Linked DNA regions of Mus musculus: all the other regions are linked to region 1. Evidence: chromatin loops called from intact Hi-C (ENCODE). Cell type or tissue: heart. All regions are shown on one strand. Links, peaks and the distances in the headings refer to the core of each region. The heading gives the core; the rest is flanking DNA.

The links. Peaks named below come from ENCODE experiments on the same cell type or tissue, not always from the same donor. Only the 100,000 strongest peaks of a DNase experiment are listed, where the experiment ranks them.
Region 2: a loop joins it to region 1, with 5 times the contacts of the local background. A loop is called at or near these places in 19 of 42 quality-filtered maps.
Region 3: it touches region 1 in a loop (17-fold over the local background); 21 of 42 quality-filtered maps call a loop at or near these places.

What each region holds. Positions count from the first base shown.
Region 1 is chr5:101,018,491-101,024,351 of GRCm38, reverse strand. No RefSeq gene overlaps it. Among named protein-coding and RNA genes, the nearest start is that of n-TDgtc1, 28 kb to the right of the region's middle. In heart, for the core only: a CTCF peak has its summit at 3,373; no DNase peak of the experiment used is centred there; H3K4me3 peaks cover 419 bases; H3K27ac peaks cover 466 bases.
Region 2 is chr5:101,649,317-101,655,177 of GRCm38, reverse strand. It overlaps Gm42132 (a long non-coding RNA gene), which reads left to right. Exons shown (of 2, transcript XR_880487.2): 1 at 1-28; 2 at 4,393-4,884. Among named protein-coding and RNA genes, the nearest start is that of Gm42132, 3.1 kb to the left of the region's middle. In heart, for the core only: no CTCF peak of the experiment used is centred there; no DNase peak of the experiment used is centred there; H3K27me3 peaks cover 3,823 bases.
Region 3 is chr5:101,667,292-101,673,152 of GRCm38, reverse strand. No RefSeq gene overlaps it. Among named protein-coding and RNA genes, the nearest start is that of Nkx6-1, 5.5 kb to the right of the region's middle. In heart, for the core only: a CTCF peak has its summit at 3,479 (motif pointing right); no DNase peak of the experiment used is centred there; H3K27me3 peaks cover 2,624 bases.

The DNA.
Region 1 (5,861 bases), core at 344-5,343:
GGCCAAACCGTCGCCATTGTAAACATCGTACTATTAGAAACTCATCCAAGATGCCGCTCAAAGCGCTGTGCCCTCCTAAAACCCTCAGTGGGTTCTGTAACAAGTTCAATAATCTGCTCAACAAGAAAAAGTTATTGTTCACATCAACTGCTTATGCTACAAAAAAGGCGAGACTGAATTCCAATAATCTGAGCACAACAGTAATCATATTCAAAAGCCCACAGAGTCTCCATCTCCTGTTAGACAACTAATTCCAAGATGGCCTGCAGCCATTCACAGGCTCGTGTGGCTGCCTCCCTTTGAATGCAGCCTTTCCTGCTGAACAGAGCTTAGCGAGGGAAACACAATGCCTTCCAGAAGAGGTTACAAAGACTTCGCTTCTGTCCTGGTGCATTCTGCCGTTCTGTGGTTGGCTCACTCACTGGGAGGAAAGCCAGCCTCCATGTTGGCACAATCGTGACTAGTGAGAAACAGGGAGAGCCATGAGGCCAGCACAGCTGTCTGACAAAGTCAGTCAGTCAGTCCGGCAAAGCTGAGCCCAGTGCTGTCTCCAACCACGATGCTGGCTTTCGCCCTGGGTTTCTGATCTCTACAAGTTGCATTTGTGGGGGACTTTTATGATTCAATTATCCTTTTTCCCGGGGGGGGGGGGGATATACACACACACATATATATACATATATATATATATATATATGTATATATATATATTTCTGCTATCAAAGAAGTAACCTTATCTGTCCTTTCCTTGCCATATATATATATATATATATATATATATATATATATATATATATATATATATATATATTTCTGCTATCAAAGAAGTAACCTTATCTGTCCTTTCCTTGCCATATATATATATATATATATATATATATATATATATATATATATATACATATATATATGTATATATATATATATATATATTTCTGCTATCAAAGAAGTAACCTTATCTGTCCTTTCCTTGCCATAGAGATTAGGAAAAGCACAACAAAGTTGGATCGCCTCAGAGTTCTCTTGGCACCCCTGCTCCTAAGCAAGCTCAAAAACAAGAGATTTGTCAACAGCTCAGATGACAGACTTCCTCCTATGTATAATCTACAGGACATAGCCCCCAGAATATCAAAACTTAATAACAGAATTAGTTTGCCTAAAACAACCTTGATAATAAAGCTGATACAAAAATAATATAAAAGGAACATAAGAATTTGATAATTATGAGGAGACTGGCTCATATTAAGTTACAGTGAGGTCTTTTAACACACACACACACACACAGAGAGAGAGAGAGAGAGAGAGAGAGAGAGAGAGAGAGTACTGGAAGAGCTTTCAAACTTTTAAGCCAGGCTGCATCACAAAGCTGTCCTCCAATCCCTATGGCCAAGCCTTGGAAACTCACCTAGACTGGCTCGGATCCTTTTCTGTCTGTTTAGTGTTTCACTCTCCTGAAGAATACAATGTCATATGTTATAAATGCTCAGGTAGTCTAAACTGATTTGAGATTGCTAATACTATTCTCTCTGTGCTTGTAACACTTGTCCAAAGACAAAATGATTTGATCTGTATTTCTCTTGAAATCATGGGTTTTTGTCTCCTGTGGAATCTGTTTAGATAAAGGAACATCCTGGTTACTAGTCAGTCAGAGATCCAAGCTCCACCAGCCACAGTCTCTGCCTCATTCATCCATTATTCCCCTCTGCCTGTTCCTTATCTCCCCTTCTGGAACCTGTCTGAGGCTAAGGTTGGTGTCTGACTGCTGGGGCTGGCCAGCTGAAAGCTGCTCTATGGATATAGGACCGTATCACAAAGAGTGCTGGGATAAAAATAAATAAAAAATAAAAATAAAATAAATAAAAATAAATAAAAATAAATAAAAATAAATAAAAAGAGTGCTGGGATGTCCTCACCCCAGAGGATTCCTCCGAGCCCTGAGGCTAAGAGTCTGAGCCAGGTTCTGGCCAACTGCACACAGACCCTGCAGCCCACAGAAACGGTGATGTCACATGCTTGTCAGTTAAAAGCACTAACTTCACGGACTGTAGAGATGGCTCAAAGGTTAGGAGAACTGGCTGCTCCTCCAGAGGACCCTGGTTGGGTCTCCAGCACAGCATGGGGGCTCAGAGCCATCTGTAATTCCAGTTCCAGAGACGCCTACCTCCAAGGACACAGCACACACACACGATGCACCGACATACATGCAAGCAAAACACCTATATACAAAATTTTAGTGAAAAATAAGCAAATAAAAGGACTAAGTTTTGTAGCCATTGTTCACAGCAATAGGTAACTGTGTTTTTATGTGTGAGAGAGAGACAGGAATATTGTATCTAACAGTGAAACCTACTTATAATTAAAAAATAAACATACAAATGAAGAAACAACAACAACAAAAAACCTGATGTCACTTGGTCAAAGTAGGAGAACACCAGGATTTTCCTTTAATTGTTTCTGAGAGCTTCAAAAACTAGGAGCAGTGTTTTTTTAATCAGCAGAAGTCATCTTCCTTGCTTTGTATTTATATTCTCAGAACAAAATACTTTCATGGGAAAGATGGTGACTTGCTCTACACACCAGAGAAAAGGTAATTCACTAAATTACTGGGAGCCAGTACCGATGCTGTGGGTGAGAACCCAGGATATCCAGGGAGCAGTGGCAGCCAGCCCCGCTGAGAATCCTGCTACAGAGCCTGCCCCTCAGCAGGAGGTGTGAGGGGAGAAGACAGGAAGTGACCACCTTCCTATCGGCCAGCTGCTTCTGCGTTCCCCTGGCCCCAGTCTATCCCCCACCCGCAACCCCTGGCCCCAGAGTTCCAAGCAGATCATCGAGAGGTGAGAAGAAGAGATCTGGATACTTAAATAAGTCAAATACAGGGACTGATAAGGCAAAAAATGTCGAACAGGTGCCCAAGGCAGGGTGGCATTGGAGCCAAAGCTAAGAACCAAAGCCAATTGAAGTAATCCCACCATTTCCTCTAGGGTCTCCTACCACATATGCTACAGACACCGAGAGGACAGAGTAAAAGGTGTGTGGCCTTTAATGTAACAGGGTATGACGTTCCAAGAGAGTAATTAGGCCACGTGAATCGAAATCCTACAAAGCATTCGTGTAGTGCTGTTAGCAATCCAACTGAACTTTCTCCCTGCGCTCTTACTTCACTGAGCTGGTAGGGTGGCCCCTACGGTTGAACTGCTCCAGCTGCGATTCTTTAGCTCTCTAGATTCATTCCATCCATGGCGAAAACTTCCCTCTGCTTCAAACTCCTAATCCGTGTTGAGAGAAACACTTTTGTTCCTCTGGTGTTTGTAGCTGGGCATTCCCTTGACTGTAGTTTAACCTTGACTAGCAGGCTGCCTGTAGCGACACCCAGTGGTAGTGAGCCCCAACATCAGTTCCTGGCTTCTCAGAGGCAGCTAACACTGTCGCCCTGTGTGTTCTCATTACCAGCTGTTTTCCCTGCATTCCTTGTGAGCAACGCTCCCTCGACCCCAAAGAGTGGCCGAGTTTTGTGCATCTAAGCCATTTATTATTCTGCTTATGGATGTATTATAATTCGCCGCTGCTCATGCATCTACTCTATAGAAACTGCTAGAGGAGCCTTGTCATTCACAACTGTGGATATCTGCCTTTAATGGAAGTAATAAGATAGGCAGGATCTTTGAGAAGAAGCAGCAGCAGCAAATGTCTTCTAACAAGCGTCAGGGTGCAAACCTTTGACCCCAGCACGTGGGAAGTGGTCACAAGAGGATTCTGTGAATTTGAGGCTAGCCTAAACTACATAGCTAGACTGCATACTGAAACCCTGACACTCCACCCCCACCACACCCTCCAAAAACCTCTATACTGACAGTTTCTGATTTCTAACCATGCTGTTTTGATGAATAGAAACATAAAGACACATGCACTTACACGCCAAAGTTTAACAATGTGTCTGTCAACTTTACCCAACATCAACAGATAGGGATGCCTAACATTTGGTACTTCTGAATATCCTAGGTTATCTAACCCATTAGTAAACAAAGGAATTCACAGGGCCCTAGAGAAAAATTCAAGGCAAATTATTATTATTTAAGATAAAAAATTAAAATATCCAAGCTTATACCCCAGAGTCCCCAGTAATATTTGCAAAAGTCGACCGCCACTCTCTCACCCCCAGGTGTCCTTCTAGTGGCCTTAGTCACGTGGCCTTGGTCAAGCCTCCTTCTAAATGTTAAATCCACATTCAAGTCCCAAACACTACCTCCATATCCTATTCAGCTATTTCTGAACAGTAAGAGGAATACAAAATGCCAAACAGACCAAAAGATGTTATATCACTGTGAGAAAATGAGGCAGGAATGCTGGGCAGGGTGGCACAGGCTTAGAACTTCAGCACTCAATAAGCCAACAGAGGAGGACAAGGGGCCCAAGGTTAGCCTGACCTATGTAGAAAGACCCTGCATCAATAAAATGGGAAGGAAGAAAAGATAAGATAATTGAGAATAAGATATTTCATGTACTGGCTGGTTTCATGTGTCAACTTGACACAGATGGAGTTATTACAGAGAAAGGAGCCTCCCTTGAGGAAATGCCTCCATGAGATCCAGCTATGAGGCATTTTATCAATCAGTGATCAAGGGTGGGAGGGTGCATTGTGGGTGGTGCTATCCCTGGGCTGGTAGTCCTGGGTTCTATAAGAAAGCAAGCTGAGCAAGCCAGGGGAAGAAAGCCAGTAAGTAACATCCCTCCATGGCCTCTGCATCAGCTCCTGCTTCCTGACCTGCTTGAGTTCCAGTCCTGACTTCCTTTAGTGATGAACAGCAATGTGGAAGTGTAAACCCTTTCCTCCCCAACTTGCTTCTTGGTCGTGATGTTTTGTGCAGGAATACAAACCCTGACTAAGACACTCCATCAGCCAGGAAAGAGAGGTAATACATAACTTTAATCCCAATACTCAGAAGGCAGGAGCAGGTGGATTTTTATGAGCTCAGAGCCATCCTGGTCTAATAGTGTGAATTCCAGGCTGGCCAGGGTCTATACAATGTGACCCTGACTCAAAAATAAATGACTAAAAAGAAACTCTGAACTCCAGGATCCTCAGGCACTGAGGGGTAAGTAGCTGACTTTCTGTAATGGTTTCAAAGTCAGTGTTAAGAATATTCCAAGGGCTCAACTGTTAAGAGAACCGGCTGCTCTTCCAGAGCCTGGAGATTGATGCTTAGCACCCACGTGGTGGCTAACAACAGTGTGTAATTCCAGTTCCCTGGAATCCAGTACCCCTTTCTGTCCCCTGCAAGCACCAGACATGTTCATGGTACCCAGACATACAGAAAAACACTTATACACGGCTGGGTTTTGTTTTTAAAGAAAAGAAGAATATTTCCAGATGGAGTTGTGAGATCAAGTTTGACCCAGTCTTGAGTTTGTGTGACAGTCACTTTTGCAATGCCACAAGCCCAGAAAAAAAAATTGCTTGTTCTGATTAGAGTTCTTACCACAAATAGAATGGTAACCCTGAAGGAACCAGAGAAACCATTAGCTTGCTGTTCCAAGACCAGACCACTAACAGTCTCAACCCTGCCTGACATGGACACCCCTAACGGTCAGTGCAGAAAGGGGGATCAACAGTAAAGGAGGCAGACAGTCACTGCTTACTGGAGGGCGGGCTTTGACCCAAGTGTGCGGTATCCCCCTTAGCCTGCACTTGTAAAATGTGGCCAGTGTGACTTCCCACCCAACACCATGACATGAGGTAACATATGCAAACAGCTTCTAATCATAGCTCATGGTTGCTCACTATCTGGTAGCCATTTTGAAGGTAAATCTAAGACACGTAAGCTTGAAATCACCTTTCACCTTTACTTATGTGACTTTGGGGG
Region 2 (5,861 bases), core at 616-5,615, 630 kb before region 1:
ACAATGAGCTGGTGTAACAACAAGAGAGGTAAGTGTTGATTCTATCTATAAACTCTATTTTAGGCTAATTTGAAGAGCTTTTTCTATTTTCAACACCCCTCCCCCTTTACCACACACACACACACACACACACACACACACACACACACACACACACACGCAAAGAATTTTCCACCCCCAGATCTTCAGTAACCCCCCTCCATTTTCCTCAGGAAAGTATTAGTTTATTCTGAAGCACTTAGTAGGCTACTTCAGGGGGCAGTGTGTCTTTCCTTCTCCCCTGCTGTCCCCCTCTTTTCATCTTCCTTCAGGGGGCAGTGCATCCTCCCTGGTAAAATGCTTGTCTTCCCTTCCCCCCTCTTTCCACCCCCTTTCCCCTCTGCCTCCCCTTGTCCCTCCATATCTCCTTCTCTTCTGTGTCTCATTTCTTTCTTTTGCTTTCCTCCCCATTTCCCTTCTTCTCTTTTTTCTAGTTCCCCCTCCCCTTTCTTTCCTTCCTTTCCTGCTGGACTCAAACTGGAGATTCTCCTGTTCTTCCTCATAAGTGCTGGGATTGTGGCCCCAGGCCACTACATCCAACTAGACCTTCTTGGAACACAGTGACATCCCCCCTCCATTAATTTATTAGTAGAAAGTTAATGGAGAGAAGGGAGGTGTGACCAGCATGACTGGCTGAAGGATCAGGTGGCATTTCCCTGATACTGGCTTGGAGTGCCACAAACTGGAGAATCAATCTTGGTGCCTAAGTTCATCCTCTGATCTTCCTTTCCCATCCAACCCCAGTGACTGGAAGATGAGCTGTCTTTGATGTACATCATTTGTTCTGAGGCTCCTGAAGCAAACACTCAATGTGTTCGGTATCTACTGAAGCCAACCTGAAGTAGAGCCTCTTTTATAGCCACAGTGTCTGTTTTGAATAATAAGGGCTGGTTCAGATGGGGATACATTCAAAGACAGAGTCCTTCTTCATTGGAGGGAGTGGGTTTCTACCATGCAATGTAGTAGGTGTATATTATTGCTACAGACTCTATCATATACAGGATTCCTAGTGCTTCTATAATGCTACTGCCTTCCTCTTCCTCGGGGGCAGCCAAAAGAAACGTTGAGGCATTGTTATACTATTTGGCAGATACTTAAAATTCAGGAAGGAAGCCAGTGAGCAGCTTCCTTTCCTCTCTGTGCACAGATTTGTGTTTGGTCAGGGTACATAAATTATGAAAAAAAAAGTCAGGTTTCAGGGGACAAATTTTCTCACAGTACACAGAGAAAGTTAAGGTATCTGGAAGAGCTCTCAGTCACTTAGCTATTACCACCGCGTGTAGACGCAGTGCACAGTGCGTAGTGCACAGTCATCTTCAAGCATACAGGGGCCTGTGAGGAGACCCATTCCTCTAATGGACCCTCACAATGGTGCAGTTACAGTCTTCTCTCCAATAGCCAATTGCAGCTTTGGCCTCTGTACTTGGCAGTATGGTTAAGCTCTTGAAAATAATTTTGTGAGCCCACTCTCCCCCAGAGAAGCATCTTCCTCCCTATGACATTCACTTGCTCCACGAGGACTTGTTAACTTTTTCTCTCCAAATCCTATGATCTCAAGAGAATGAGTGCGCTGGAGAAATTTTTTATATTGGCCACAATCACAAGATCATACAGTGTATGAAAACCAGGCTTGGGCTAAATCTTCTAACTCTGATTGGCTGTACAGTACTGTTTAAATGGTAGCCCCCCACCCCCGCCCATGCCTCAGTGTTCTTGACTGTACAATGGGGATGCTGATTGCCCTCTCAGAGTTGTTGGGAAAATGGAGCATATCAGTTCACGTGAGGTTTGCAGAACAGAGCTCGACACAAGGTTAGGAGGTCGATCATTCATCATCAGAAGCAGCTGCCATCACCCAGGAACGGTCTCATCCAAGGTTACTTTTAGCTCCAAGGCAAGAGAGTTACTCGGTCCAGGAAAAAATCATGACATGGAAGAGAAGACAGTTTTGAGGGCAAGGTTTTGTTTTCCCTCATGTGAAATTTAAAGGGCAGCTAGCTGAGGTGTCCTAAGAGTATTCCCCCCCCCCTAAAAAAACCCTCTGGATTAGTCCTTCCTTGAAAAAGCAGAGCCTAGTCCCCCTGGTCCTGGATGAGGGTTTCCAGTGACTGAAGGGTACAGCTCGTTCTGTTCTCTCCCTTTGATCCCTGTCCTGGGGAAGTCGGTGGCCTCTTGCTCTTTTTTTTTTCTTTTTTTTTTTAAGTTTATTTTTTTATTAGATATTTTCTTCATTTACATTTCAAATGCTATCCCGAAAGTCCCCTATACCCTCCCCCAGCCCTGCTCCCCTACCCATCCACTCCCACTTATTGGCCCTGGTGTTTCCCTGTACTGGGACATATAAAGTTTGCAAGACCAAGAGGCCTCTCTTCCCAAAGATGGCCAATTAGGCCATCTTCTGCTACATATGCAGCTAGAGACATGAGTTCTGGGGGGTACTGTTTAGTTCATATTGTTGTTCCACCTATAGGGTTGCAGACCCCTTCAGCTCCTTGGGTACTTTCTCTAGCTCCTCCATTGGGGACCCTGTATTCCATCCAATAGATGACTGTGAGCATCCACTTCTGTATTTGCCAGGCACTGGCATAGCCTCACATGAGACAACTATATCAGGGTCCTTTCAGCAAAATCTTGCTGGCATATGCAATAGTGTCTGGGTTTGGTGGCTGATTATGGGATGGATCCCCGGGTGGGGTAGTCTCTGTTCTTAATCAGGCAACTCTATTGCGAGGTCCACAAGGTCAGAAGTGGGAAGGCTTATGCCAGGACTTCATGTAGTTTAGCCTGCATCTTCTGCCTTTGCTTCCTAGTGCTGGGAATATAGCTCAGCATCACACATTGGGTTATTCAGTGCTGAGAATCAAACCCAGGGCTTTCTGCCTGACATTCTCTGCCAGCTGAGTTATGGCTGCAGCCCAGAGCTAAGTCTTGATCTAATTATCAAGGAGTGTGGGTGGAGCCTGGAGGCAGACCCTCCAGCTCAGGGACACTCAACATCTTGATGGCAACCATCCTTGAGCTCCTGAGTCTGAATCACCAGCTTTCCTGGATTCCTGACCTACAGACAGATAATGAAGGTTTATTGTTTTAATCCATTAGCTTTGGGGGATTTTTATATATATATATATATAGCACAGATAACTAAGTAACAGATTTATCTTTGTGTTTTAAGAGAAGACCCTGGGCCTCATGACCACTTCAAGCTGGTTGAACACACTGCAGGATGACACTCAGGGTAAAAAGCAGGTGTGGCTTAGTGTCACTAGAGCAACATTTGAGCCCTGGGGACCTTTATTTCCATTTCTCCACTTTTGGGGTAAAAAAAAAAAAAGAAAAAATTTATTTCTTTTATGGATATGTGTGTGAACGTGAGTGTATGTATGTGTAGGTGTATGAAGGCCACAAGATGGCATCAGATCCTCTGGAACTGGAGTGGGTTGTGGGCCACCTGATGTGGGTGCTGGGAACCAAACCGGGCCCTTTGCTAGAGCAGCAAGTGTTCTTACCTTCTTCACCATCCCTCCAACCCTGGAACTTAATCCAGAAAAGTCAGTGACCACTCCCCTTTTTTTCTTTGTCCACGTATCCTCATATAAAAGCAGCTTCACAACGTTGCAGAACTCAACTACACGACTTGCTGCAGCATTGTATGCAGTTTGGCTACGTGTAGGATACCTTATTTCCATCATGAGATCTCAGGCTAGAAAGCAACAGACTGGCTGTGTGGGTTTGTATTTGTTCTCACCATAAGTAAAGACATAATTCCATTTTCCTTTGCTTGGTTAGATGCTGGGAATCGCTGTCTTTGGCTCTGTGTCTCTGTATCTCTCTGTCTTTCTGTCTCTCTCTCTCTCTGAAATTAGTCTGACTTCTGAGTTGGGGCTCTCTTACCTTACCTTTGGTAACCAGGGCTATGGGTCTTTCTAGGGTATGAGTGTCAACGAGGTGAGAGGGAGTGGGGCTTGTGCTGAAGTTGCTGTGGCCTCCTGAGAAGGCATGAGGGAGGGAGCAGCAAAGGCCTAGGAAGACAGAAGACCTAGATGTGAGCAGAACCAAATATTAACAACAGAAGACCCTATAGATGCTTCCTCACTCTGTATAAATGTTAACTCATTGGTTACCAAAGTTGCTTAGCAGAAGGCTCTTATTGATCTGTTTTTCTTTATAATTTGTTTTTTTTTAAGTGTAAAATTAAAAAAAAAAACAAATCAATACATTTACTCATGACACATTCTTGCAATGTGGCCCAAGCAAGACTGAGCCTCAGGCTTCTTCTGCCTCAGCCTCCCAAGGGGGTGAGATCACCAGCAAGCGCCATTATGTCTAGCTCTATTTACACTTCTCTCCCAACAGAACAAGCAGAGAGAAGTCAAGGACCATGAGAAGAGCAAATGCAGGTGGGCTACAGGCAAAGACTTGCCTTCATCTCTTCAGGGGTAAGGAGCAGTTGCCCAGGGAGTCTGACAAAGACGATTATAATGAAAAAAAGGGGTGTAGAGAGGTAAGTATGAAATCAGCACACAGTTGTGATCCTCCGTTGGACAGACTGCAAGACAGAAGTGGACACACTCAGGGCTCTTGCTTTCAGCATACTTAAGGTGATCAACAACCAAGGACTCATATACCCCATGAAAGGAGTTTGATTGCTTCCAGATGGACATGTTTTTATTTTTACTTATTCAGTTTACCTGTGTGTTATCTCACCAGGGACACAAATGTGCCTCAGATAGACTAGAAAGACTACAGTGGATAGTATTTTGGATGACACTGTAACATCAGGTACCCCTTGGAAAACAGAAACCTTATATATGCTTGTACACTGTTGTGTGGGTCTCATGTAACTCAGCTTGGTCTCAAACTTGCTATGAGGATAGTTAGCCTTGAACTTCTCACCCCCTGCCTCCAGCTGGAGACTGAATCTAGGAAACACACACACACACACACACACACACACACACACACACACACCCCACACAGGGATAAAAAGAAGCCATAAGGAATGTTGAATTCTCTCAAAGGCTTTAAAGAAAGTGAAATAAATATAGCTCTTTAATATAGCTCTCATTCCTCCCACCCTGGAAAGGAAGTAATTTTCAGGCTATTGGAATCTTTTCTACAGTTTGTTATATTTATAAATAGCAGTCAAGGGACTGGAGAGATGGCTCAGTGATTAAGAGTGCTCTTCCAGAGGTCCTAAGTTCAATTCTCAGCAACCACATGGTGGCTTATAACCATCGATCCTAGGATCTGATGCCCTCTTCTGGTGTGTCTGAAGACAGTGACAGTGTACTCACATATATAAAATAAATGAATAAATCTCAAAAAAACCCCAACAAACAAAACAAAACAAAACAGTCAAGTTATTGCCAACATAGTCTCTCTGGAGGCCTGGGGATAGATGCTGGATCTCTTGGAGACTCTTCTTCCAGGGAACAGAGAGCTGAGAAGGCTCTGTGGCATCCAGTGGGAAGCCACAGCTCTAGAAGATTCTTCTGGTATAGGACTGGGAAAGAAAATGTGCCAAATTGGGGGGCTATTGCCCCCTTTGACTTTAGACAAAAGAAACACATACAACCAGAAGTAATCTGAAATACATGGCAAGGGAAGGTAGAAAAACCAACCAACCAACCAACCCATGGAGCTGTTCCTGTTATCCCCATCTGCCCAGAAAGAGGACCTGACATCTTCCTTAGGCTCAAGTCCTTTCTGCCTCTGCGCTTCCTTATGCTCATGGTGCCTTAGTGAATTCAACTCTGAAAAGCAAACAGCAGGGCAAGCACTCCTGTGTAGGGTGGGTTTGGAAGCTGGACTCCCTCTAAGGG
Region 3 (5,861 bases), core at 409-5,408, 650 kb before region 1:
TCAGAATGGCTAAGATCAAAAATTCAGGTGACAGCAGATTCTGGCGAGGATGTGGAGAAAGAGGAACATTCCTCCACTGTTGGTGGGATTGCAAGCTTGTACAACCACTTTGGAAATCAGTCTGGTGGTTTCTCAGAAAATTGGACACGGTACTACTGGAGGATCCCGCAATACCTCTCCTGGGCATATATCCAGAAGATGTTCCAAGTAGTAAGAAAGAAACATGCTCCACTATGTTCATAGCAGCCTTATTTATAATAGCCAGAAGCTGGAAAGAACCCAGATGCCCCTCAACAGAGGAATGGATACAAAAAATGTGGTACCTTTACACAATGGAGTACTACTCAGCTATTAAAAAGAATGAATTTATGAAATTCCTAGGCAAATGATTGGACCTGGAGGGCATTATCCTGAGTGAGGTAACCCAATCACAAAAGAACTCAAATGATATGTACTTACTGATAAGTGGATATTAGCCCAGAAACTTAGAATACCCAAGATATAAGTTAAAATTTGCAAAACACATAAAACTCAAGAAGAACGAAGACCAAAGTGTGGACACTTTGCCCCTTCTTAGAATTGGGAACAAAACACCCATGGAAGGAGTTACAGAGACAAAGTTTGGAGCTGAGACCAAAGGACGGACCATCTAGAGACTGCCATATCCAGGGATCCATCCCATAATCAGCCTCCAAACTCTGACACCATTGCATACACTTAGCAAGATTTTGCTGACAGGACCCTGATATAGCTGTCTCTTGTGAGACTACGCCAGGGTCTAGGAAACACATAAGTGGATGCTCACAGTCAGCTATTGGATGGATCACAGGGCCTCCAATAGAGGAGCTAGAGAAAATACTCAAGGAGCTAAAGGGATCTGCAACCCTATAGGTGCAACAACATTATGAACTAACCAGTATCCCGGAACTCTTGACTCTAGCTTCATACGTATCAAAGATAGCCTAGTCGGTCATCACTGGAAAGAGAGGCCCATTGGACTTGCAAACTTTATATGCCCCAGTACAGGGGAATGCCAGGGCCAAAAAGTGTGAGTGGGGGGGAAGGGGAGTGGGGAGGGGAGGGTAGGGGGACTTTTGGGATAGCATTGGAAATGTAAATGAGGAAAATACCTAATAAAAATATTTAAAAAAATAGATCTCTTGAAAGCCTGGGCCTAGCAAGCATAAAGCCTGGGACAAAATACCCCGGACCACAGAAAGAGAAACAGAAACAGAACCAGAAACAAAAAGTGGTCTGACTTAAACAAATAACAAAAAAAAAAATAAAATCTCTTTGAAACTTAGATATTTGACTTGTTTATAAGCCAAGATCATTTATTTTCAGAGACTAAATTCTTTCTTCTTTAAAAAAAAGATTTATTTTATTTATTTTTTGTATGTGGGCACACTGTCACTGTCTTTAGACACTAGGACATTGGATTCCATTACAGATGGTTGTGAGCTACCATGTGGTTGCTGGGAATTGAACTCAGGACTTCTGGAGGAGCAGTCAGTTCTCCTACCTGCTGATCCATCTCTCCAGCCCCCAGAGACTAAATTTTTATTTGATATGGTCCAAAAATATTTTTCCTGCCCAAGACATGGTGAATTATGTTTTTGCTGTAATGAAAAGGTAGAGTCACTTGCCGATTTGCAGTATTCAAGCTGCTATTATGTGCTTCCCCCCTGTCTTTTTCCTTCCTTCCTTCCTTCCTTCCTTCCTTCCTTCCTTCCTTCCTTCCTTCCTTCCTTCCCTCCCTCCCTCCCTCCCTCCCTCCCCCTTCCCTCCCTCCCTCCCTCCCTTCTTTCTTTCTTTCTTTTTTTTTTTCTTTTTTTTATTTATTTTTTTATTTTTTTTTCCATTTTTTATTAGGTATTTAACTCATTTACATTTCCAATGCTATACCAAAAGTCCCCCATATCCACCCACCCCCACTCCCCTGCCCACCCACTCCCCCTTTTTGGCCCTGGTATTCCCCTGTACTGGGGCATATAAAGTTTGCAAGTCCAATGGGCCTCTCTTTCCAGTGATGGCCACTTTCTTTCTTTCTTTCTTTCTTTCTTTCTTTCTTTCTTTCTTTCTTTCTTTCTTTCTTTCTTTCTTTCTTTCTTTCTATTTTTTCCTGAGCTGTGCATGGAACCCAGGCCTTTGAGCGGCATGCTGGGTAAATATTCTACCTTTAAGCTACATCACCAGCCCCATGCTTTCACATACATTTCAACCTGTCCTCCTCCTCTCCGTTCTCCTCGCCCCCTCCTCCTTCTCCTTCTTTTTTCTCTCTTTTTCTTCTATTACAGAAGAGCAGTATAATATGCCAATTAAAATTATGGATGGCTTTGCAGCCAGATTGAGAGGTGTGTGTGTATAAAAATCCCTAACTTCTTACTTATCCATCTACAGCAGAATTCTTAAATGTATTGTTCTGCAACCTGATTGCATAGTGGGATGCTTTTGTTGCCTGGTTGGCAGAGCTGAATGAGAGCTGTCAAGTACTTAGAGCACTGAGCACTTCCTAGCTGCTGGTTCTGTCACTGCATGGTCTGTTTAAGGAGAAGTGACTACTGGAAGGGGTGGATGGTAAATGAGAAGATCGAGGAAGGAGCCTTGACAGACAAGTCATCTCGAGGCAAATTGCTTTTGCTTATAAAGCATCTCCGTCTTATATCTGCTCCTCTATTAACTAAACCTCTGCTCTCTCTTGAGTTTTCTGTTGTTGATTTTTTTGGTTGGTTGGTTTTGTTTTTTTGTTGTTCTTGTTGGTTTTGCTCATTCCCTGACTAGTTCATAACTTATTTAACCCATTTAAACTAGTCTATGTCTACCATGTAGTTAGTTATCTCTCCTTCAGTTCTGGCCTGCTTCTTCCTTAGTGTCTTCCTGTTGGTTTACTCTGTCTTCTTGGTCTGTCTCTAGACTCTTTTATCTCTTACTATTTCCCAGAATCCTCTCTCTTCCTGCCAGTTTCCCACCTCCTATTTCCTGCCTCAGCTCACTGGCCATCAGCTTTTATACTGACAGATGATGTTTATAAGATATACTCTCCAAAGTGCACACCTTTAATTCCAGTGCTGGGGAGGCAGGGGCAGGTAGATTTCTGAGTTCGAGATCAGCCTGGTCTACAGAGTGAGTTTCAGGACAGCCAGAACTACACAGAGGAACCCTGTTTCAAAAACCCAAATACGTACTACATACATACATACATACATACATACATACATACATACATACATACTCATTGCTGATTGTTCCAGGACAGCTAACGCTACACAAAGAAACTCTATCCCGAAACACGAACTAACTAAATAGCTTATTTTCGATTGGTACCTGAATTAAAGCAAGAGCTAAAAGATTCACCCTTCACGCTATATATTTGGCAGATCAGATAGAAATTAAGCAAATGCCAACAAATACCACGAGGGTTATGCACAGGCGACCTATGCCATTGAAACCTCCGGTTCTTCCTTAGGCGTCAGAGAAATGCTAAGAATGTGTTATTCCACAAGAGGGCGATAAGTGCACAGGATTTCACAAGAGCGCGTAGGCCCAGTGATTTAGGGAATAAATAACTCCCCCCCCCCCCTTCTGTAGGAAAGAATAAGAAACTGCACCGGGAGACGGCGGCAAGGACCACCACCCACCCACTCAGGCGCGCATTCCCACGGGAGAAACCGGTTTATGGAGTCTATCAAAAAAGCATGCTCGTTGCTCATCCTTATATATATATCATAGCTGTTCACATCAGATCAAATCTGAGGCATCAGACTGGCCTAGCGTTTTTTCAGTGAGTTAACTCTGGAAACCAATAGACGTTTATTTTTTTTCAAGCATATGATTCTCCACCTGTTGCCACATTCCAGAATATATATTTCAAACCAAGATTGCATACCAAGGGTTGCAAATAGGTCGGGGGGGGGGGGACAGGGAGAGGGGTAATTTTTGTTCAAAAAGCGATGTATTTGCAGTCCTATGTAAACCTACTCTGTCGCAGACACTTCTAGACATTTTGTGTTTGCCCTTTCCCAACCTTCTGGGGTCTTCTGAAATCCTCCGTGAGGCACCCCAGTTCTGGTTACGCCTGCTGTTGCTGTTTTGCTGGGCTTGGGGGGTGGGGGGAGTTGTCCCCAGGGAGGCTGAGGCAAATTCTGGAGAGGGGTCTGGGTTTTTTTTTTTTTTTGGTAGAAGAACCCACCGTGCATCTGCTGGCAGTTCCTCACAGGCGAGCACGGAATGGAAAGTCCCCAAGGGCCTTTGTTGCCCTGTGGAGCATGAGTTGACCCCAGTCTAGTTCTTTTCCTAATCGTCTTCTTCACCTTTGGCAGAACTTCGGTTCAGGTCCGGTTCTCACATCACAACACTTAGCCGCAGCAAAGAGATCCACGCGTGATTTTTTTCTCCCCCTGTCTGCTCCGGAGACCAGGCTAGGCCATCTTGGGGGACCTTCTTGGGTCTTCCTTGTATTTCTGTGTAGCAACTAGCTCGACTCACTTTGTTAACACTGACTTAAAACTAATCTTTCTTTTATTCAGCCCGAATAGGTCCCAATGCTCGGCGAAATGAAGTGGTTAAAATCTTCTAGAGGGTTCGACAAAGCAAGTTCAGAAGAGACTTTTTGTTGTTTAGTGTGTGGGGGCTTTATTGTTGTTTGGTTTGCTGTAAACACACATAATCCCCTCCCTCCTTTTTTGTAGCAATGGCCTTTCTACAGCACCCTTGAGCACCTCCACACTAATATATTCGGAGCAGAACCGTTGGCATCTTTGCGAGCCTAAATACAGTTAGCTAAGGTTTCATTCGCATTCATCCTGTGTCACCCTGGATTTAATGACAGTTCCTTTCTCTTAAAGCAGAAGTATCTATTGCGCGTGGAGCGCTGCGCGCTGCTTCAAAGGTCAAGGGAGAGTACGGAGCCTAGTGGATCCCTCAAGCTGCAGATTCCGGGAGCAGGCTGCAAGGGAACCTGAGCACCCGCTCACCGCTCCCCCATAGGCTCAAAATCCAAGAGGTGGATCCACCTTCCACACCTCTCCCTGTGACCCCCTCCTGCAACCTCCGATTTGCCCAACAGCTTTCATTTATTTTTAATTAAAATGCAAATCAATCGCTTTCAAGTAGAGCCTTGCCCTCTCCAATATATAGCTGTATACATATAGAAGCGTGGTGTTGAGATGAGCCGGTCGGTTTCTTCCTCTGCTCCTTGTTTGGAAGGGCCCCGGCTTTATTAGGAAGTGTGCGCAAGAGTTAGGAGGTCCCCAAGGAAAAACAATCAGGAGCCCCAAGAGGGTTTGAAAGCAGCAAACCCTGGGCCCACAAGGCAGGCAGGCCCTGCCACACCCACTGCAGCTCGCCTGGAACCCCGGGCCGAAGAGTGGAGGGCAGGGTGACCTCTTCCCGACTGAGCCCAGCAGCTCACACTCCTGGGATCCTGGGGGCAGATCCCGGACAGCACCTGGCTAGAGGCACCCGCCTTTCTTCAGAGGCGGGTGGGATGAGTCGGAAAACAAGCTGCCATTGCCGCTGCCGCTGAAGAATTTAGACACCCCTTAAGGATCGAGGTACACAGTCCCCATCATTTTTTATTGTTAGAATTGGGAATCATACTATTTAAATTATGAATTATGAATGACAGAGACTCAACGGATGAGATGTCTTCATTTCAAAACCAGCTTTGTAACTACGGAGCACAGTTAAGTTGGAGTTGACTCTCTCTCTCTCTCTCTCTCTCTCCTCCCCCTTCCCCACTTTCTCTGTCTTTCTCTGTGTCTCTGTCTTTCTCTTTGTCTATCTCTCTGTCTTTCTCTGTCTCTCTGTCCCTGTGTGTCCTTCTCTGTCTTTCGCTGTGTCTCTGTCTGTCTCTCTCCGGT